Linked DNA regions of Homo sapiens: regions 2 and 3 are each linked to region 1. A link is a loop called in an ENCODE intact Hi-C map of the cell type or tissue named here. Cell type or tissue: B cell. All regions are shown on one strand.

Region 1 (8,000 bases):
AATCCTACTGTATTAGTATCCTAGGGCTATCTTTAAAAATTACCACAAACTCAGTGGCTTGAAGCAACAAACTTATTCTCTTATAGTACAGGAGGCTAGAAGTCCAAAATCAAGCTGTCAGCAGGGCCATGTTCTCAAAACTCTAGGAATCTTTCCTTGCCCCTTCCAGCTTCGGTGGCCCCACGCTTGGGGCAGCCTACCTCCATCTTCACATTGTCTTTGTGGTGTGTCTGTTTCCTTTACTCTTCTTATAAGGACGCTAGTCATTACATTCAGGACCTGCTCTAATTCATATGAACTCAATTATATCTGCAAAGACCCTATTTCTAACTTAGCTCACATGCTGAGGTTCCAGATAGATAATAATTTTTGAAGGACACTATTTAAAATCACTCTGTCTGCCAACACCTTGATTTTAGCCCAGTGAAACCCATTTCAGACATTTAACCTCTAAACTGTGGCTGTGACGTTTATATTTCCATCAGTAATGTATCAGGGTTCCAGTTTCTCTATACCTTTTATTGCCTTTCTGTTAATAGCCATTCTACTGGTGTGATGTGATATCTCATTGGACGTATTTCTCTACTGACTAATGATGTTGAGTATGTTTTTGTATGGCTATTAGCCATTTTTTTTTTTTTTTGTAAAATCACTCTTTAAATCTCTTGCCCATGGTTTAGCCCTGAGAATAAACCTAGAATTTTTTACACTAATTTTGTACTCCTGCTTTTACATTGGATTGCTTGTCTTAGTGAGTTGTAAGAGTTCTTTATATATTCTGGATACAAGTCCTTTATCAGACAGATGATTTTGCAACTAATCTCAATTGTAGCTTGTCTTTTCATTTTCTTACCACGGTATCATACTAATGTAAGGTGTTAGTAATATGAGAAAACTGGGAATTCTTTATAGCATCTTTGCAATTTTTCTAAAAATCTAAAACTACTCAATTTTTTTTTTTAATTAGTGGAGGAACTATTAGCGTAAGAGATAAGGCATTTCAGCCAACTGCAATTTGTGAACCTTTCTGGATTCTAATGTGAAAAAAAATCTATTTTTAAAAGACATTTACAAGACAGAAAATAAGTACAAACTGGATATCAGATCATAAGATAATATAAGGTATTGTAATTGTTTAAAAAATCCTTCTCTGTTAAAGATTCATATTAAAGATATTAAAGGCCAGGCATGGTGGCTCATGCCTGTAATCCCAGCACTTTGGGCGGCTGAGGCAGGTGAATCACCTGAGTTAGGGAGTTTAAGACCAGCCTGGCCAACATGGCGAAACCCCATCTCTACTAAAAGTACCAAAAATTAGCCAGGTGTGGTGGCGCACACCTGTAATCCCAGCTACTCAGGAGGCTGAGGCAGGAGAATCGTTTGAACCTGGGAGGTGGAGGTTTCAGTGAGCTGAGATCACGATGCTGCACTCCAGCCTGGGTGACAGAGCAAGACTCTGTCTCCAAAAAAAAAAAAAAAAAAAAAAAGACAGAAAAAATATTCATATTAAATATTAAAGTATTTAGAGATTTGGAAAAGGATACTACATCTAGAGTTTCTTTTGGAAGTGCCCCAGCAAAAAAGGAAAAGGGAAAAGTATAGGTCAAACAAAGATGAAATAAAATGGGAATCGATCCTACTTACTGTAGTTGATTGATGGGGCTCATTCTACTGTTTCATTTCATAAATGTTTAAAGATTTCCACACATACACCATGGAATACTACATAACCATAAAAAAGAACAAAATCACATTCTTTGCAGCAATATGGATGCAGCTGGAGGCCATTATCCTAAGTAAATTAAAGTAACAGAACACTCAATACTGCATGTTCTCACTTATATGTGGGAGCTGAACACTGGGTACATATGAACATAAAGATGGGAACAACAGATACTGGGGACTACTAGAAGAGGGAGAAGGGAGGGAGGGGCAAGAGGTGAAAAACTACCTGCTGGGTATCATGCTCACTACCCAGGTGACAAGATCAATTGTACACTAAACCTCAGCATCATGCAACACACCCACGTAACAAACCGGTACATGTACCCCCTGGATCTAAGATAAAAGCTGAAAAAGAATCCCTAACAAAAAATTAAATAAAATACAAACATTACTCATTATATAAGGTACAACAAACTGCAGTACTTTCCAGGCATGTTATTTTTGATACTAAAACTCAAAGTAGAAAGTAAATGATTCCTCGTTTATTTCTTACTATATGAACAAGTAAAAGGAGGCAAGACCTTCAAACATTTAAAACACGATTTCTCAATCCCCAGCTGCACAAGGCTTCAGTTTATATAGAACAGAAATTGAATGAGAGCTGAATGAGTGAGCCTTCCATTTAAGTACCAGATCACTCTTCCAAATTTCAGCAGTGTCCAGACAGTCTGTTATCATCTTTGCTTTTGGAATAAACACCTATAAATACATGTTCTGATAGTTTTTTTTTCCATCAAAACTAGTGTCAAACGCTTTTAAGGTATGAATGGGCAATTTTAAAAATGATTTATATAATGCAGTCTAAATGTTACCCAATGAGACTGAAGCAATGCTAATGTTAAATAAAAACTAGGTAGTAAAGGGAAATGCACTTGGACTTTTTAAATGAAAGAATTCTCTTTTATAACACATTGCTTTGACAGCTATTTCCTGAAACATAACTAATTCATAGCATATAACCTTTGATTATGGGACTATATGAGACTACCAAGGATGTCTGTAGTAAGAAGGTCAAAGAAAAGAATGTAAGAAACACTTGAATTTTAGACGTAAAAGAACAGGAACCTACAAAGATGTCCAAGAAACAATGTTCAAGAGAAGGGAGGAAAAAACCTGGAGAGTGAGTAGTGTTACAAAATCAAAGAATGGATCCCAAACCTGGTTATATACCAGAATCATCTTGCCAGTTAAAAATTCAGATTCTCAAATTCCACCTTGGCAGCTTTACTTTTGTAATTAAGCTTGTTATGTAAATCATCATCCAAATTTAACACCCATCTAAATTAAATTTCCCACGGCATGTGCGTAAATTCCTAAATCTGAGAAATCTGCTGAGGGAAACAAGGGCTAAGGATGGGCATAGAGAACGGGTCATTGGAAAAACTATCCTATATGATCACAACGGATCATGAATTGTTTGCTTACTTCTGTTAAGAATGTAATATGATGTAACAATGTAGACTATCTTAATTTATCAGTAGTTTAAGACCTTTACTCTGTATATAAGACACAAATTGCCAGCCTAAGAGTTAAATCAGCCATGTGGTCACAACTATTTGACCCACAGGTTTTTTGTTTGTTTGGTTTTTGAGACAGTCTCCCTCAGAAGCTCAGGCTAGAGTGCAGTGGCTCAATCTCAGCTTACTGCAACCTCTGCCTCCCAGGTTCAAGCGATTCTCATGCCTCAGCCTACCGAGTAGCTGGGACTACGGTGCCCGCCACCATGCCCAGCTAATTTTTGCATTTTTAGTAGAGACAGGGTTTCGCCATGTTGGCCAGGCTGGTCTCCAACTGCTGGTCTCGAATTCCTGGTCTCTCACCTCGGCCCCCGAAAGTGCTGGGATTACAGGCGCAAGCCACCGTGCCTGGCCTGATTCACAGTTTTTCCTTTTTGTTTCTGGTTTTTACATTAAGTTCGATGCTAATATTTAAATGAAACGATTTTACATAAAGTCTCAAATTGCAGCTTCTCTTGCTTTACTGATCTACTTTATGTGGTTCCTGTTGGCAGTAGAGTTTACAGCCCTACCTGTAGAAAATTGAAGACAGTTGTTATTAAATACACTAAATTACTCTCTCAGCTCAAGTAAACTGGTGTGATGTGCTTTTTCTTGTTTTTCAGATTCATAACAATCAAACCCCAAGGCATTTTCATACCAGAATTTTTAGACTAAGGAAAAGTGGGACAGACTGTGATGTAAATAAGAAACCGCTACTGCCAAAGTGCCTACAGATACTTTATATTAAGTCCTTAAATGTGAAAAATGCAGTTACTTATCTGCCTCTTTATAGACTCCCATCGGCTATTAATTTGTGCCACAAGATTATAATTTCACGTACATAACTTCTGGGTTAGACTATGCTAGTAAGAAAACTTTACCCTTGGCCTATAAATCAAGCAGTGTGATGAGTTAATGCACATTAAATTTTGGCACAGCGATGTCAGATATTATGGACGCAAATGTTTTTAGCTATTCAACCCATTGCCAATTATGCTCATAATTGTAAAAACATTTAGTAGCAATATTCTGAAAGGCCACAAGATGGGGATATGACTCCACAAAAGTGGGTCTCGGTAAAAAGTGGTTTTTTTAAGAAGGATGGTTTCACTATATTGCCCAGGGGCCTTGAACTGCTGGGCTTAAGTGATCTTCCAGCCTCAGCCTCCTGAGCTATTGGGACAACAGGCACCACATCACCACACCAGGCTCAAAGTGTGACTTTTTAAGTTATATAACAAAAAGTGAAAATGAAGTATAGAGAAAGCTTAAAGCCTGTTTATACTTTTAGTGAGTATTAAGAGTACCTTGGCACATAATTTTAACTGCCTGTTCATTTGTTGTGCAGAGTATTTGATCTGGACTGGATCTACTCCCCCTTCATTTTACAGATGATGAAACTAAACCCCCAAGAGACAAATGTACCTATAGTTATACAGACAGTTATGGATAAAGCCAGAATCAAGCCTATGTCTCTTAATTTCCATTGTAGCACAAGATCAGTCACAACAATTTCTGTCAAAGGAATGACCTTTACCCCTCAAGGTCACTTTTTAAAAAAAGGGAGAGAGATCTATTGGTAAACATTTTTCTGACGTATACTGATAAAGGTGCATTTGCATAAAACTCAAAGCATCTTTTAGTTAGGATCAAATGGTCCTTTGATTTAAAAATGTCAAGGGGTTAGAAGGGAGGTAATTTTTTCTTTGCTAGCAGTAATGTTTCTAAACTCTTACCCTGTAGTAAATTACATGAAAGAGTGATTCCTCTGGAAAATAAATTCCTTCAACCTGAAAGTAAGCCCATTCAGAATTTATCACACAGTTTCAACACTAACTGCTCATGAGGTCTTAACCTGTCACCCACTGAGATTTCTACCTCATATGAACTATATTACCGTTTCTGTCCTTACAAGGCACCTCTGCCCTGCTACAAACATTTATTCTTGTATCTTACCTCTTCTATAAAACTATAAGACTTAGGGCAGGATCTCAGATTATTTCAGGGAATTACTAAATTACTTTTAGTAAGTTCCATCTTACCTAGATTTTACAGCAGGGTTTCTCAATCTCAACATTAGCATTTGGGGCTACATTATTCTTTGTTGTAAAGGGCCTTTCTGGTACACTGCAGAATACTCAGCAGCATCCCTAGATTTTACCCACTGGGTGCCAGAACTCTCCTACATCCTGTTAGGACAACCAAAAGTGTCTTCAGACATTACCAATAATTGGGAAGAGGGGGTGGGGGGTTGCCCTAGTTGGCAGTTACTGATCTAGAGGTTTGGCAGTAATTTTAAAAGTAAAAGGGGCTGGGCATGGTAGCTCAGGCCTGTAATCCCAGCATTTTGGGAAGCCAAAGTGGGCAGATCCTTTGAGTCCAGGAGTTCGAGACCAGCCTGGGCAACATGGCAAAACCCTGACTCTATTTCTTTGAAAAAAGCGAAGGTGGGGTGGATCAGCTCTCCAAACTGTATGCCTGCAAGTATCAGAGGTATAAAAATCTCAGCAATTATATGGTCGGTTACTAATGCTAAATACACACATGGGCACAATCTGCTCAAGAATATAACCTAAAAAGAATCAAATTATTCTGTGGAAAATTGTTTCCACTGTCATCCACATATTCAGTTAAGAAAGCTCCTTGCCAGCTTATGGCTTTTCTTTCACTGCCATCTAAATGTTAATGTTTTTATTTCCAAATCTCTGAATCCAAGCCAATATTTCTGACTGGTTACTGGTGATCTCTACAAGAATCTCAAATTCAACACATCCAAAAGAGACAGCATCACTTTCCATAAGAAATTAGAACTACCTCTACAATCTATGAAGAGCCCACCGTTCATCCAATAGAGAAATTTAGTTTTCTATGTATTCTTTATGTCCTATTTTAATCTCTGTTAATTCTGCTTCCCCAGATACCTACAAAATAGAACTGGCACACAAGCTAGAATCTTTGGCCATTCCTATTCAGATTCAAGCCATTCCCTTAAAAGACAACCAAGGCCCAGAGGTTGAAACACCTTTATTAGTGACCCTACTGCTAGCTATCATTTGTGGTACATAAAACTAAAACTTGGTTGCTTTTAGTTCAATGCTTTTTGCATTATAGTAAGTTTCCTTTAAAATAAGTAACAAATTATATACACTAGAAGCAGGGGAACCCAAACATACCTTTAAATATACCCTAATTTTCTGGAAAAAGAAGTGTTTGAAGTGCTCCTAAGTACAAAATATTTTCCTTGCTTATCCTTGTTTACCAAGTTTCACCTCTAAAAATTTTTATTTCAAATGACCTGGGCCCTAATGTCTCACCCCTACTCTCTAAAGAATATCATCTTTGTTTTACAATTTGAAGTTAAGGCAATCATCATCCCAATTAATAACTGGGTAAGTTATAAACAACTTACGTCACAAAATGACCAGTAAAAATGGTATATGTCCAAACTTCACTAAATAATCATCAAATCTTTAAAAAAGGAAATGCCGTTTATCACCTAATCAGCAAAGTAAAAGTAGAGTTAAAGCAAAATGTGAATATTTACTCAAAGACAACTTGTAAGGAAGCTATTAGTTATTTCTATCATTTTAATGTATTTAAATGTATTGAACGCATCGCAAAGAAAATTTATACCATTCATGGCTGAAATGTCAGCCACAATATGTTTTCCTGAGGTTTTTCCACGTGCCCTTCCCTTTCGTTAGCCCTTGGAAAGAGAAGGACATTCTCATACATTGCTGACAGAATAAATTGCTACTATCTTTTTGGAGGTCAACTGGCAAGAAACACCAGAGCTTTAAAAATGTCAGTACCTTTTGATCCAGAAAATTCATTCTTAGGAAATTATCCAAAAGAAGTAATTAAGGATGTGTGTCAGGTAGTTTTATGAACAAGCATTCACTACAGCACTATAGGGGACTGAGGTAAGAAGCCTCTGGAGTTGGAGAACAAGTTTCTGACAGAGGCAGAATATAGCTTGCACTAGCTCAAGAAAGATGAATACTTCCAATTATCTCTTCCCTACCCTTTCACAGCAGACCAAGTGACTGAATGGCAACACTTTAACCAAAAAACCAGATTCGCCTCAAAATCCTTCAACACAGAGGTATAAACAGCCATAAACTTTCTGTTGGCCCACAAGTTGAAACATTTAGAAATATCTACCATCTGGGATGGGAAGTAGATTCTAAGGGAAAAGATCCTGTTTTATACAACTTTGGCTTTTTTATGGGTTTAGCACAGGACCGTCCAACAGATATACAAGTGACATACAAAATTTTAAAATGTTTAATATCTTGGGAAGACTTCCTTGATATAACAAAAAAAAGTTTAGTATTCACATTTACAAGGGGAAGAAATCATTTCAACATGTAATCAAAATAAAACTTATTTTACCTTAAAAACTTTTTCATTCAAGTTTAGTATCCACATTTACAAGAGGGAGAAATCATTTAAACATGTAGTCAAAATAAAACTTATTTTCCCTTAGAAGTTTTTTTTCATTCAAGTTTAGCATCCACATTTACAAGGGGAAGAAATCATTTCAACATGTAGTCAAAATAAAACTTATTTTACCTTAAAAATTTTTTTTATTCCAAGTCTTTAAAATCCAGTTTACTACACTTACAGCATGGCCCAATTCAACTACTCATTTTCCTTAGAAATATTTGATCTGTATTTACATTTCACAAAATCTGCAGTAGATCCACATATCTAAGTTGTTTCAAACATAAAAACGGACCAATAACTGTGAGTTTTTTCTTTTTGAGACAGGGT
Region 2 (8,000 bases), 680 kb after region 1:
TTGGAATAGAGAAAAACTCTATTTCATAGTCAAGGATTCTAATTTAGGGTTAAATGGAGTGGGGCCAAGAGAGAGCACGGGGCTTGATACTAATGCATCTGAACTCCTGGGCGAAATAACTTAAAACGTGGGTCTCACTGACATTGAGTCAGTGGTATCACCATATAGTAGTTGTGCTACAAGAACAATCTTACTATTCAGACTCTTTGAATCACCTGAAAGTGTTCTTGCCAGTAGCCTCTTCCCAAAAGAGATAACCAATCCTGAGAGAATTCCCTGATTTTAAGATTGCATAAATAGCTCATCAAATCCCTACAACATTCAGTTGGGATATGAAAATTACAGATATTTTTTTCCTCTTCACTTTTCACATGGAAAAACAGAAGTCTGCTTCCATTGCAGTCACCCCATCTCCTACAGGGGTGGGAAATGACTTAGCCAGTATTACAGATTGAGCCACTACCTCTTTGTAAATACTATAGTTGAGCATAGAATTTGCCCACGTATGGTACACCCAGGGATTTAGGTGGCAATCACATGCCAGAATTTTGCTTTAGATAATGAGAATCAAGTCATAAAAGAACTTGTGAAAATAAAAATTGAGACACTTAATAATATCAACCACCTGATCATTGTGGTCAGACATATGATAATTTCAATTCCTTAGCAATACTTAAAAAAAAAAAAAAAAACAACTAACTAAATAGAGGGATTAGAACCTGGAAGATAAAGAATCAAACATTAGAACAAGTAACCTTGGATCATAAATATTCTCTGACATTTTCAATTTGCTTGCAACATACAGGGTTTTGTTTTGTTTTGGTTTTGCTTCCATGAGTGTATTGTATCCCCCACTTTCTCCCCTTCTAGAAGCTGGCTAAGTATAGACGCAGACGGTGAAACTCAATCGCAGAGTGCTGACAGAGCTTCTCTTAGGGTCTACAGAACAGATCTACTGAGTCTCACATCTCTTGGTCAGCAGCGACAGGTAAACACTAGCTTTATTTTAGCAGCTCAGCTGCAGCTCCATGGGCAGCTGTCCTTACTGCACATAATCAGTCCCTCTTTTCAGGGGGTTATAACTCAACTATCAAAATACCAAAATATGCTCCGGTTTGAAACTTGGTGTATAGAGTCCCAAGCCCAGGAATGAATGTGGTTTACTTCCAAATTTAAGAAAATATTGAGTTTTGTAGGTCATTTATTTACTATTTTCAAATATGTTTGAAGAATCTTTTAAATGCCATAGGAAAATGTACTAAAAAGGACACACCATTTTAATACCTTTGGTGATTCATTCTGAATTTCAGCACACCACTGAAAGAACCAAATGGTGGTGGAAAAAAAGAGTTTGTTTTATTTTCTTACCAAATACAGATGTTTTGACCACTTGGGTCCTCATCAGTGTTCAAAATATTAGTGTGTTGTAACATAATAAAATAAAGGCGTTAACTTCTTTGTTTTGTTCTTTTCAGTGATGTGCAGAATGGATTAACGAGTTCTTGTTTCTGGCCCTCGTATAACTCAAAAACTCGTTTCAACTTAAATAAATTAAGTAAGTAATTAGTTCATAATATGGCCTAATCACCTCTGGTATTTTGAAACAAACAAAAACACAAAAATGGCTGTTGCACATTTGCACTTAATTACTTCCACAGAAAACACTCATGTGGACTTTATTACAGGTGACATAAATTTCAAATCTAAGCTTTGTTTGTGATAGAAACCTGGGTTATGGTATTGTGTAGACTTCCACGAAGATTCTGTAACCGTCCCTACTATTTTCCTTAAGAAAATGAAACCACAGTCTATGAAACCACATTCTTGCGCTCTTAATTGGCAAAAGAAAGTGCTTTATTTCAAAAACTCTGGAGAATAGTTTACTTCCTACAGAGGCTCAAAGGACGTTAATATAAAAGGTAGTATCATTTCTGGAATTTCTGCAGTGTTCAATTTTTGCTCTTGGAGTCTGAACAGTTCTTGTTTGCATACACGTCTATCTGGGAATTGCTCTTAGTGATCAGGACAGCCTTATGGAAATCCTTCCAGATGAATATACTCAATAGAGCAAAAAATCTTGCTCTGTCTTTAATGTAAAGGAAAAAAGGACTTTTAAACAAGTGTGTAATTGTGAGTTCTAGCCTTAAAGGAACTTTCTTGGCTTGGATTTCTTCTACCCTCCCCTTCAGATACTTAATAATCAAAGTATATGCCAAGAAACTAATGATGCAAACCAGAGTATTGCACATGAACTTGGATCGCTTTCCCATTGTGTAGTGTGTGTAGTGACCAAGATTGGACCCAAAAAGTCGATGATAGAAAATAGACAATGCAACATAATCAAGGTACGCCCACCTTGGGTAAATTCACTAACCCATTTCCTATCCTTCATAAATGCATATAATGATTCTCAGTATAGATTCTGAAACTTCTAGGCTAATCTGGCCATCAGCTGTGAAAGGAAGAAGGATCAACCTTGATTAGTAAACTTCCAGGTCATTTGCTTGGCATGAACCCACTGATGTGTTAGCTGCATACCTCACAATTCTTTAGGTGTTATCTGATGTTACCAAGCATTCCTGATGCCCTTTGAATTTCAATACAGAAATCTAAGTACAACTAAACATTTCCCCAAGCTGTGACAGCCTTATGGCTATTACTCATTTTAGAACTGAGACCAACTTTTCTTCTGACATTTGACCTGGGAGAGTTTCTTCTTTAGCTTTCTGAGTCATGCAAATTTATTCAAATTCTGTATTGCAACCCTTGTCAGTTGTGGCCATACATTCACTTAGTGATATCTTACACACAATAGGCTCTCAATAAACATTTGCTTTCCAGAATGAAACTAGCCTTATCATAAGAAAAAATGGAATAGATTTCAATAGAGTTATAAATGAACTAGAAGAAAGACTAATAGATCTTGAGTATATTAAAAAAAAAAAAATCAAGCAGTGAGAACAGTTGGGTTTTGATACAGTTTCCCAAGGGAAGTAGTAGAAGTTTCATTACTCAGGGCATTTTAAAGTAGAATAGACAAAACACTAGTGGGGTATGTTGAAATAAAATATGCGTAGTCCGTCTGTGAATTAGTGTTTACTTTCAATATAATTATAAGTGAAGCAACACTGTAATGGGAATTTTTCATACACAGGAAAGCTATGGCTACTATGTTTCCACATCGACCATATGTTGCACATATTGGTTGCTGTGGATGTGTATCCCTACTGCCCTCTAGTGGATGAAATGTAAGACCTACCTGATTAACCAGATCTAACAAGCTACTGGTTTGGGGGTATATCAATCTTTAATCATTTAGGGTAGAAAGAAAATAGCTGTGTTGATGCATTTTCCATCAAATTATAAAATTGAAGGGCATTAAAAACAACAGAATCAAACTCTGTAATTAAGACTGCCATTTAATGTTTGTTCGCACACGGTATTCATTTCTGTGTATCCCTGCCAAAGATCCATTGTGTAATGTTGTCCTCACATGACATTAAAAACACCAGTTCCCTGGAAAATACAAAAAAGAAACCGTGCTGCCTTGAAATACACGGAGTTCACTTTCAGAAACATAAAATTAATACAGACACAGTAACATAATTTGGAACACAAATAATGGCTACAAGAAACTTGAAAACCAGGACTGCTCCTTAACTCTGAGCAAGCGTATTAGCAGTCTATGGGTGTGCTGGCTGGTAGTCAGAAGAGGGCAAGCAAAATGGGTTTCAGAACAGGGAAGCTGATTTGAGAAAGGACTGACTAAACACATAGTAATAGGGCAGGAAAATAACTCTAAACACACATTTGGTACTGTGGGTATATATTTAATGCTGTCACATTGAGGCTGCTTTTCAAGTGTAGCACCCAGATGCTGTACTCCCAATGAAGAAAGATAGGGACCTGTACAGTTCTTTGGCATTTTGTCATTAAGACACAGGACAAATCTGAAGGCCATCCTCTTTGTATAATTTTAATTATTTTACAGGATTTAGACTTTAATCACTAAGTTTTAGTCTCACACTTAGCATATAAAATAATTCTCCTAAAACACCAAGAGGAAACAATTATACAATCTACGTTGCCAAAACAACTGACATACCAAAGAGAATAAATGAAATCCGAAAGAAGAGAAACATACCGTGTGCATGCTGAGTGCACCAGGGCAATGGCCCTTATTATGAATGTGGGAAATAAATTGGCTAAATCTTTAAATATCATAAATTGTTCGAAGCTGGTGATATGTGAGTAGATGTACACTTGAGGGGAGGGGAACTGGGTGGGCATGGCCCAGATCGCTCTCTGAGTTAGTGACAGTTTTTACAGTACATAATTTGGTAAAAAAGTATTGGTTTAGTAATGAAAGGTAGGTCCCAATGGACTTCTCCTTGTAAACTTAAAAAGAGCAACAGACTTATCTAGATAGAGCTACAAAGCAACATGAAAACTCTCATTACCTGAGTGATCTAGAAGAAAATCTAACTTGATAAATATCCTGGAAGCATTGTTTTCATCTCAACTAGATTTACTGTATAGCAATTAGCATCTCTATAGATAGATATGGGGAAGCCCAGGAGAGCTGGGGGTAAGCAGTATGGGCCAAAAGGAGGAAATACAGCCAATTTCCTACTTAGCACCACGGACAGAGCTGTCAGCAGAAAGAAACATCCTTGGAGTTATCCTTGGTGTTAAAGAAACACAAAGAAATCAGTGTTGCATTTTAAAGATGCTTCTTATCCCCATTGCGACTGGCAGTCTGGGTTGGAATTATGTTCCAGTGCTTCCCTGTAGGGCACCCATTGGAGCTGAACGAATAAAAAGGTGTCTTGCCCGCCTGTGCACATACAGGAAGGAAAGGTTGATACAGGAGAATGATGTCTCCTTGACTTTTGTCTGACTCTTCTCTGGTTTTTGAAAAATCATAGCACTCTGAAGAATACTATCCAGTCTTTCCCATGTCAAGACAAGTCCCTGTGCATTTCAGCCTTAGGGTCTCTAGGGCACAGGGATTGCTCTGGGGCACAACTAGGGAAAGGGAATAAGTAAAGACAACTCTAAAAGGAAGTAAAATGCCTTCTATTCCATCTCATGTTATAGAAGATTACAAATAAGACCCTCTTCTTCCTCTCAGTTCTGGCCTTTATGAGGTGGAAGTCACTATTAGACTCTATAACTGAATAACAGATTCTGGAAAATTAGAACTATCTCTCTTGCACTTGAGAAGTCAGTGGGTCTCCTTTTCTGTCCTGCTGAAGCCAGATACAGACAAATCTAGAGAACCAGTTTTATGAAAGAAAGTAGCCTAGCACAAATTATTTGGCATTAAACCATACCATCATTTGCTAAAGACTTGGAGTCAAAGCTTTTCTCATTTGATTGTTAATAAGAAGCTTATATTTCTAAAATATCTTGATTACCAGGGAACTTGTGGGTTTTGGCTTTAATCAATTCTTAGGGCTTTTCCTATCTTTTGTTTCTTAGACCTTTATGTCCACAGGATAGTCTAGAGAGTTGAAATTTACTTTTTGCCAGCTCACTATGCATGTTCACCAAATGGTAAAGTTCTCACTTTAAAGCCCAGCAAGACAAGATGAGCTCTGTCTGCCCAGCAGCCTTTCAGAGGCATTAAGGGTAAGAGAGAAGGTAAGTAATTCACTATGCGTCCCCATTTCTATAATGGGGAAGGACGTCTTGATACATTTACAATACTCCTCTGGGGATATTTCATCAGTTATACCTAAACTCTAATGGACAATAATTGATTTGAACTTTCCACTTAGCACAGAGCTGTAAACAGCTTCACTGCAGACGGCAGCAATGAGCCGACGTTTTGTAAAGTGGAGAGAGATTCAGAAAACTTTTGTACTGGGTCATGCCGTAGCCTAACAGCTTTTGAATCCAGGGAAGAAACAGTTTGTCCTCCTGGTTTTAATAGCTGGGCTAATCGAGTTTCAAGCCTGCAGTAGGTATAGGTTATCTTTTGAAGGCATTCCATTTTAACCCCTCACTATTATGATGGGTTTATAACCTAGCCATAAAAATGTACTCCTGATTTAGACATACATCAGGACACATTCAAAAACATAACTTTCTGAATGTTAATTTCCTGGTGAAGGAAAAAATAAGACATTAAAGTCATTTTAAGACTACAGATTTTTTTTTTTTTTAACTCTGCGTGGGTGGTGAGCCTTTCAGGGAAAATATTCCCTCTCCTCCAGTGTCCCTCATCTGGTTGACACCACCCTGTCTCTCCCTCTCACTCAACATCACTTTGTTTCGGGCTGTATCTTAGTGCAATCTCCCATGGAATGGCCCCAAAGACTAATCTGCTACAAGGCATGAAACAAGCACAAGTATAGCTCTGTTCCATGACTTTCTTTTATAGCCTCCCTCCAGCCCCGTTGAACACACAAGTAGATGAAGTTTAGAAGAATTCTTTCACTATTTAAATCAGCTCTTCTGTCTCACTACGGCATGATAGAGGGTAAAATGAAGAGAAATGAAAGACTAACTACATTTTACTTAGACCACTACATCGTCTGCTCAGTCTATAGCTTTCCTATTTTGTTCCACACTCCTGGAATTCTCACAATGGGATTCAAAGCTCACCTAGAAGCCACTCTTAGACAACAAAGGACACAGTCCCCTTTGGAGTTGTTGCTGCCACTTCTCTTGTGTCAAAGATCTACAAACCTTGTGGCTGTGAAGTAGGACTTTATGAACACACAGCAAGAAAGTATATTTTGTGAATATACTGCAACCGGACGTTACCCGCCTTACATGAATTTGACATGGAATATGAATTTTCCCTCAATTCAGCTGATAAGATTGTAAGAGCAAAGGCATACCACTGTCAGAAAATAGATTTACCCTGCACCCCCAATTGTAATTCCCTTTCTAGAAATCTACAGAAAAAATAGGATATAATCAGACATTTTGTAAGATGTTGTCCAGATTCTGAAATGCATTAAAATCAAACTGAACATAACTTGTTCCACTTGGTCCTGAAAATTACATTCTGTAGCTTCTAGACATCAAACTTAGTTCTGGTTTTGATGTAACCGCTGATTATTTAGGTAACACTAAGCAAGGTACTGAACCTTACAGAGCCTCAATTTTTCCATTTCTCATTTGGGGAGAATGACACCTGTGTGTTCTTATTTATTGATGGATGAGATGAAATTATATCATAAGCTACTGAAAAAAATGGTGTTATATATATTTTGGGTCAGTCACCTTTACCTTTACAGCAGCATGACCAATGATTGGCAAAGTAGTCAAAGTCTACTTCACCCCTCCTGGGTAGAAGGCAACATGGAAAGGGTATTTTCCATCATTTGGCAGTAAGGGCCTAGCTCTACCCATGTTCTTCCCCAGGCAAGCCCTTTTCTCCCATAATCAAAGGGCAACATTTTAATATTTAATCTTTAAATCAAATATGGCATTCTCAAATTTGATTTAACCAATGTCTAAACTTCACTGAGCTTTCAGTTGAGCCACTAACTCCCTCTTTCACTGTCAAGCTTCCATGGAACACTCTTTAACCACAAAATTTTGTACAATGGTACCTAGTGAGCTCAAATGACTTTCTCACTGATCAACAATTATTAGTCTGTAAGGAGTTTATACTACAGAACATCACTCTGGTGTGTCAGGCTCAGCTCTCATAGACTTAACTAAGCATAAAATGTGCTTTACAAATAAAATGCTTATAAAAGTTAACAAAGAAGTTAACAAAAGTTAACAAAGAAGTGGATGACTTACATTCACCCTGTGTTTTATACCTTGGAATTCAAAGTTCCATACTTAATGGAAATGGGGAAAGCTTAGCAAGGGTTCAGAGCAAAGGCCAAAGAACCTTCCTTCCTTGTTTGCCCAAAATATTAAAGAGATAATTTGATAATGGTCATTAGTAAGATGATGTGTTAATAGATGTTCCTTACCTATAACTCAGATTAAACATTTAAAAAGGGGGTTTATGAAGTATGAGGGATTGA
Region 3 (8,000 bases), 310 kb after region 1:
CTCTATCATCCAGGTTTGTGTAAGTACACTCTATAATGTTCACACAATGACAAAATCACCTAATGATGCATTTTGCAGGACTTATCCTCTTCATTAAGCAACACATGATTGTATTATTGTTGAATTCCATTTCTGTCTTCAATTTTGTCAATTTTTGCTTCATCTACCTTGGGAGTCTTTTGTCAGGTGTATATATATTTATAGTTGTTATGTTTTTCTGATGGATTGACTCTTTTATCGTTAGAAAATGCACTTTTTGTTTCTAGTAACAATTTTTTCTTTAAAAGTCTATTTTTGGGAAAATTAAAAATCAAAGAAAAAAATAAAAATAAAAAGTCTTATTTTTATATTAACATAGTAACTGTAGCTCTCTTTTGCTTACTATTTGCATGGTATATCTTTTTCCATCCTTTTCCTTTCAACCTATTTGTACTTTAAATTGAACATATGTCTCTTGTAGATAGCATATGTATTTTTAATCCATTCTGCCAATCTCTGCATTTGGACTGGAGTGTTTAATTAAATGCATTTATATTTAATGTAATTCCTGATAAAGCTTACACTTATCATTTTGGTATTTGTTTTCTACATGTCTTATGTAAATGGCCTTTATCAAGTTGAAGAATTTCTCTTGCATTACTAGTTTGCTGAGAAGCATTTTTCAGGAATGTATGTTAGATTTTGTTAAGTGCCTTTTCTGTGTCTATTGAGATAATATGTTAATTAACATTTTTGGTAAATATCCTTTTTAATGGTTACATAAATATTTGTTCAATATTTCAATTAAAAAAAAAAAACTCTACCAGCATACGATGATTGAGGCCTGGCATGGCACTAGATGATATCAACCAATCTAAGTAAAGGGATATAATTAGATCTATTAGTACTATATCAAAAGAAGTAATAGTTTCATTAGATTCCATATATTTGCTTCAGAACAAATATGAAGTACTGAAGTACCACACTTTAATAATGACATTAATAAACTAGAAAATGTCCAGAAGGCAGCAACGAGGATGATAAGACCTAGAAACCATGTGGTATAAAAAAATTGTTGAGAGTACTGGTGCTATTTAATCTGGAAACATAGAACTATATGAGTGGTCAAATATGGTAACAACTCCTACAAAAAATAAAACGTTCTTGAGAGAGAACATGTTATTTTAGTTGTACCATAGGGTAAAACGTTACTGAAGACAAAATCTTAATTCTCCTAACTAACGGAAACTTCTATGAGAATTAGAGCCTCACAGCAGTTGAATGGGCTCTACCCAAAGTGTAGGCTCCCAATCCCGGAAGGTGTTCAGGCAGAGGATACATCACTACAAGTTAGGGACACTGTAGAAGATCTCTATCTGGGTTGGCGAGGAGGGTAGATCAGACTACCTAGTCTTGAAGGATTCTTCTAATTTTACAAGCTGATAGTTTTGTGATCCTCAAGCTGGGGATTTTGCAGAGTCCTAAACAAGGAGAATGATGTCAGGTGAATTCACCAAGGGTATCTGAGTCATGTATGGGGAGCTGCCCCACTGTTACCATGACTATCCCTATGCTCAGGGAAAAAATACTCAGACCCTTGAGTGTATTAGATAAATCCTTACACGTCAGCCATCTAACTTGTCTGACGCTGGCTCTGTGCACAGTAGTGGTTTTTCTCTCCTCTGGAAAAAAAAACTAGAAAAGTAATAACCTCCCTTATAAGTAATAAATTGTCTGACACTGGCTCTGTGCACAGTAGTGGTTTTTCTCTCCTCTGGAAAAAAAAACTAGAAAAGTAATAACCTCCCTTATAAGTAATAACTAACAGATAAATAAGAAGCATTTTATAAATATAAAAATGACATATGAGTACTTAAATGTAGTCTGCATCAAACAGTCCAATGATATATGAGGAAGAGGCACTCTGAAACAGCATTAATTGCTATTCTAATCATAAGCAGAATTATAAATACAGTTGGCCCTCCCTATCTGCAGATGCCACATTCTTGGATTCAACCAACTGCAGTTCAAAAATATTTGAAAAAAATTAAAAATAACAATACAACAATAAAAAATAATAAACATTTTAAAATACAGTATAACAACTATTTACATAGAATTTATACTGTATTAGGTATTGTAAGTTGTCTAGAGATGATTTAAAGTATGCGAGAGGATACGCACAAGACTAGAACATCTGAGGAGTTTGGTATCTGTGGGGGCCAGGGGGTCCTGGAACTAATTCCTCACAGTTAGTTAGGGATAACTGTAATAGAATATTTTAATTTTTAAAACACCATGAATTTACTGAAGATATAGCATAAGAAATTTACATTTAACCATGATAAATTAAAACCAATAATAAAAACTAAAAAAAACACAGAAAACTTAAATATGTATCATTTGTTATTCAAAACAATTAAAAGACTTCTTAGACACATTCATTAGATGTTAAAACTTAGAACAATCAGGTAAGTTCTTACCATCAAACTTGTCATATTTCAAATGGCCATTGGCTTCCGGCATAATAGTGACACTTGACACAGTGTTTTTAGCATCACCTTCTTCCTCACTTGCTAATTCTTGCTTAAGTTTGGTGTCTAACCAGTCATTGACCAGCTCCTGAGCTACAATAAAACAAAAACATGTTAAGTATTTCAGTTACTTCAGAGATTTTCTTTATTCACTGTTTTCATTTATTCAATAAATATTAATTGAGTACCTATCGTGTCAAGTACTGTTCTAGATACTGGAATACAACAGTGAACAAAACTGAAAAAATAAGCCCTAGCATCATGAAACTTACATTCCAATTGGGGAAGAGAGACAATAAGTAAATAAGAGAAAAGGCAGGGACAGGAAGACATGGAAGATGGGTGTTGTAGCTTTAAATTGGGAGGTAAAAGAAAGCTTCACTGAGAAAAAGATATTTGAGCAAAGAAGGGAAGAAAGATAGAGAAGTGAGGATCTATAAGGTAATATTATTCTCTGCAGAGGGAAAGCAAATGCAGAGGTCCTGTGCAGGAGTATCTACAGTGTTGGAAAAACAGCAAGGAGGCCAGTGTGGTCAGAGAGAAGTGAGGAGGAGACAGCAGGAGATGAGGTTGGAGGGGTAATGTGCAGATCAGGTTTAGGGGAATGTTTAGGGCAATGATTATCAACCAGGTGCAATCTTGCCCCCCAGTGGACTTATGCCAATGTCTAGAGCCATTTTGTGTTGTCATAACTGGGGAAGCAATACTACTGTCTAGTAGGTAGAGGCCAGGGATGCTGCTAAACATTTGCAATTCACAGGACAGCCCCCACAAAAATTCTCTAGCCCAAAATGTCAATAGTCCTGAGGCTGAAATTCCCTTGCTTACACTCTTGACACAATTCTAGCTACTTTGGCTTTTACTCTGAGTACAATGGGAAGCCACAGGAGAGATGTGAGCACAGAGGTGATATATTTTAAGAGAATCACTTTGACCATTAAGTTAAAATAAACTATAGGGGATAAGCACGGAGGTAGGGAACACCAATTGGGAAACAAGTATAATAATCCAAAAGAGAGGTGATGGTGGCCTGGATCTGGGAGTGGAGGTATTAACAATGGTCAGATTACAGAAAAGAATGTTTTGAGGTGGAGTTGACATGACTTGCTAATGGACTGGATATAGGACATGAGAGAAAGAAATCTATGAGTTTTTTGGCTTAAGCAACTGCAAGGATGATGATGCCATTTACTGAGACGGGGAAGGCCAAGGATAGCAGCAGGCTTGAGGAGGAAGATTAGGAGTTCGGTCCCAGACATGTTAGGTTTGAGATGTTTAGGAGACATCCAAATAGGGATGTCAAATATGGTATTGGCTACAATACTCTGGATTTCAGGGGAGAGGTCCAAGCTGAAGAAATAAATGTGGAAGTTTTCAGCACGCAGACTGTATTTAAAATCATAGAAGTGGATGAAATTACCAAAGGAGGAAGGTAGACACAGAGGAGGTTCAAGGACTGAGTGCTGAGGAACTCCAGGATTTAGCGGTTGAAGAGAGAAGGTGGAACTAGGAAAGCTGACTAGGCCATTGAGGTAGGAGGAAAATCAAAGAGTGTGATATCCTGAAAGCTAACCTCCATTTGGATTTCTTTCTTAATGCTATTAAGAAAATTTCCTGAAATTATTTAGGTATGGGGAAAATGCCTGCTTTAGCATAGCTTTCATCATTGTTATTACTATCAAACAGCTCTTTTGTCTATTTTCTCATTACCTTCATCATTATGATGATCATTATTGCATAGTTAGTTCTTAGGGAATGGGGTGTTTACATTAAATGATGCCAAGAGGCATTTAATACAGATAAAATAGGAAAAAATAAATCAGAGTAATATAAACGAAGTGTTAAAAGCATACTAGCAACAAATGCCATTGGCTTTCAGGGGAAGGTAGAGAAAGGGAGAAGATATTTACTGAGTAGCCCTTGCATATAATAATTCAAACATTTATGTGTATAGTAATTTATATGCAAAATAATTCACACCTACTAAATAACATTCATTGGTAAATGGGGATTTACTGTGAAGTGCCCCCCAAAAACAAATAAAACTTCCCTTGGAGGGGTTAAACTGTAGAAATACCTTGTGTTAGACCACATGAGAAGTATACAAACTACCTTAAAGCACAGATTTTCAAAGTATGTTCCTCAGAACACTACTTTTGTAGAATATTAGTATAGTTTATGATAGGAGAAAAAAAATGATATAAACCTTTGAAAACCATGTTCTATCCATTGGTGTTCTATCCATATACCAAACCATGTTCCTAATGTGAATCACTAGTTTCTCAGGATAATATACAGATTTCAGGATAAAAAGAGGTTCATGGTCTAGGCAGCATGGGAAATGAGGCAAGTAAACATTTCTTTTCAACTGCAGGACTTCTCAAAACCCTTAACAGGCTAAAGTATATTGGGTATCTCTACTGGCAGGGTGGGAGGTGGGGTGGGCAAGATCAGCCAAGCCAATTTCAGAATCAATCTCCTTTCTCTAGCTCCAGTACTATCAACCACTCTAAACCACTCACCATTACTGCTCACCCAGACCACCACCAACAGCCTCCCACTGGTTGCCCTTTTCTCTCTTTTTCTCCCCTATAATCCATTCTTCCTATATTTAATTTATTATTTGTTTATTTATTGAGATGGAGTCTCGCTCTGTCACCCAGGCTGGAGTGCAGTGGCAAGATCTTGGCTCACTGCAACCTCTGCCTTCCGAATTCAAGTGATTCTCCTGCTTCAGCCTCCCAAGTAGCTGGGATTACAGGCACCCACCACCATGCCCTGCTAAATCCTTCATATATTTTATAAACTGTCATATTACTCCTCTGCTTAAAACCCTTCAATTCTATCCTGTCATACTCAGAGTAAAATCTAAATTCTTTCCCCAGGCTTGGAAAGCCCTATGTGACATACCTTCTCCTCACTCCCGCCAGCTTCTCTCTGTGGGGAAGCTCCAGCCACATGGGTCTTCCTGCAGCACACCATGCCTGTCTGTACTTCATGCTCCCTTTCCATCTGCCTGGATGCTTCCCCCATCACATTGTTCAACTGACTCCTTGCTCCTTGCTGACTCAGGTCTGAACTTGAAGGACTTATTACTACTGGATCACTGTAAAATTTTCTTTATTCCCACAAGAAATGTATATTTCATGAAAGCAAGGGCTTTGTCTCTCTTGTTCATAACCAGTACTTCCAGTGCCTACAACTGTACCTAGCACAGAGTATATGTGTGTTGAATAAATGAAGAAATAAATGGAATAACTGGAGACATGAGTCATCCAAATGGAAGTTGGCTTGTAGGACATCACACTCTTGACTTTCCATCTACCACAGTGGCCTCCCTTTCTCAGTCTCCTTTGTTGGTCCTTCCTGATTCCTTCTATACCTAAATGGTAGAGTTCCCCAGGGCATCAGTAACGAAAATACCAAATTCCAGAAGAGTAAATGCTTCTGGGACATAGGAAGGTTAAACTGTTTTTAGGGTCTCTTTATCAGGAATAAAACTGATTTATAGACTATAGTCAAATTATCTGTATAATATCTGATCAAATTAACATGCTACCATCTTTGTCACAGGACTAATATCTTACAGCATTCACCAATTAGCTGTTGTATCAAACTACCTCTGGATGTGGTTCTAATTTGGGAAACAAAATGAGGCTTAAGTATATCCTTACTTGTAATATTGGAGTTAATTCCAGAGTAAAATAGTTTCAGGGGAGTAGAAAGAAAGGGAAATTAAGAACAAGAGTAAGAAAACTTCCATTCTCTACTTTGAAATGCATCATGGGTTATGCTTTAAGAATTGTTAACATCGCAGCAGAAAATGCATTCTCTTACCTTCTGCATAGATTTCATCATGATCCTCTATTTGCTCAGATGTTTTCAAATCTGTGATTTGGCCCCAGGGACTTCTAGGTAAATCTGAATTTCTAGTAAAAAATGCATTTGACACTGCAAACTCTGAGGCTTTCTCCACTCTCTTCAATATAACAGAAAAAAAAATCCATAAAGATGACAACAAATTTGTTCAGTTAGAGAATTTCTCTCCTACTCAAGAAACTGATTTTCTACCACCTACTAAGATTCGTTCATTTTTCCATTTTTGGAGAAACTCTTGAGGTTTAAACATCTACCCCCAAATATTCTGGGAGGTTTCATATATAATATTAAATTAATTGCAGTATTTTACCAAGTTCTAACAGATGTTCACAATTTTGATATTTGAATAAAAGTTATTAAGATTTAGATAACTTTTGTTTAGGGCATTAGTGATAGGATCCTGAGACATGGATATTTTACTTTAAATAAAAAATATTATATTTTATTAGTTTTCATGCCCTTAGGACTTGCATATGAATATGAACCAGAGGTAGAGTAACCACACTTCAGCAAATTAGTACTCCTGAAGGAAATCTCCCATCTCATATTAGGCAATCATATATTAGGTTCAATAAAATTGGAATAAACAGAATCACTGAACTGTAGCCATCTAGAATGTTTTAACTCAACAGCAAGAGTCTAGTAAAAACATGACCAAATTTGCAGGATTGGGGGAAGAAACAGCAGAAGTGGACAAACTGCCTTAGTGTTTTTATTTACCTGCACAGAATAAAAACGCTTATATTAGGCTGGGTGCAGTGGCTCATGCCTGTAATCATAGCACTTTGGAAGGCCAAAATGGGAGGACTGCCTAAGCTCAGGAGTTTGAGACCAGCCTGGGGCACTTAGTGAGACTCCAACTCTAGTTAAAAAATAAAAAATTAGCCGGGTGTGGTTGTGCACACCTATAATCCTAGCTACTTCAGAGGCTGAGGCAGGAGGAATCGCTTGAGCCCAGAGGGTTGGGACCACAGTGAGCTGTGTTCATGCCACTGCACTCCTGCCTGGGTGACAAAGTGAGACTGTCTCAAAATAAATAAATTTAATTAAATAAATTTTAAAGCTGGGCACGGTGGCTCATGCTGTAATCCCAGCACTTTGGGAGGCCGAGGCGGGTGGATCACTTGAGGTCGGGAGTTCAAGACCAGCCTGGCCAACACGGTGAAACCCTGTATCTACTAAAAATACAAAAATTAGCCGGGTGTGGTGGCATGAGCCTGTAATCTCAGCTACTTGGGCAGCTGAGGCATGAGAATCACTTGAACCCGGGAGGCAGAGGTTGCAGTGAGCTGAGATTGTGCCACTGTACTCCAGCTCGAGTGACAGAGCGAGACTCTGTCTCAAAAGAAAAAAAATGTTAAAACTTATTTTATAACTTAACCCCTAACTTCCCCCTCCCAGAAACCTGCTTTCTCCCATGATTGCTGTGTTTCTTCCAACTCAGATAGTGACAACTACATTCCTCAGGATGAAAACTTTGGCGTCCTTAATCCAATCTATCTCTCTCTTTCTCACCCCACATATAATTGATCAGGACATCTGTTGACTCTATTTTTAAAATATATACAGAATCTGACCCCTTTCCATCACCTCCATTGCTACCATGTT

The links. Hi-C counts contacts between places; a loop is a spot of excess contacts. Peaks named below come from ENCODE experiments on the same cell type or tissue, not always from the same donor. Only the 100,000 strongest peaks of a DNase experiment are listed, where the experiment ranks them.
Region 2: it touches region 1 in a loop (14-fold over the local background); 9 of 110 quality-filtered maps call a loop at or near these places.
Region 3: a loop joins it to region 1, with 12 times the contacts of the local background. A loop is called at or near these places in 42 of 110 quality-filtered maps.

Annotation. Positions count from the first base shown.
Region 1 is chr3:113,732,390-113,740,389 of GRCh38, forward strand. The region is part of intron 1 of NAA50 (N-alpha-acetyltransferase 50, NatE catalytic subunit); the gene reads right to left. Among named protein-coding and RNA genes, the nearest start is that of NAA50, 9.9 kb to the right of the region's middle. In B cell, CTCF peaks have their summits at 4,271 (motif pointing right) and 4,471; a DNase peak (open chromatin) is centred at 4,272; H3K27ac peaks cover 1,844 bases.
Region 2 is chr3:114,415,652-114,423,651 of GRCh38, forward strand. The region is part of intron 7 of ZBTB20 (zinc finger and BTB domain containing 20); the gene reads right to left. Among named protein-coding and RNA genes, the nearest start is that of ZBTB20-AS5, 34 kb to the right of the region's middle. In B cell, CTCF peaks have their summits at 3,235 (motif pointing left) and 3,436; a DNase peak (open chromatin) is centred at 3,210.
Region 3 is chr3:114,040,241-114,048,240 of GRCh38, forward strand. It overlaps CCDC191 (coiled-coil domain containing 191), which reads right to left. Exons shown (of 17, transcript NM_020817.2): 3 at 6,351-6,492; 4 at 2,463-2,606. Among named protein-coding and RNA genes, the nearest start is that of CCDC191, 12 kb to the right of the region's middle. In B cell, CTCF peaks have their summits at 3,118 (motif pointing left) and 3,318; a DNase peak (open chromatin) is centred at 3,161.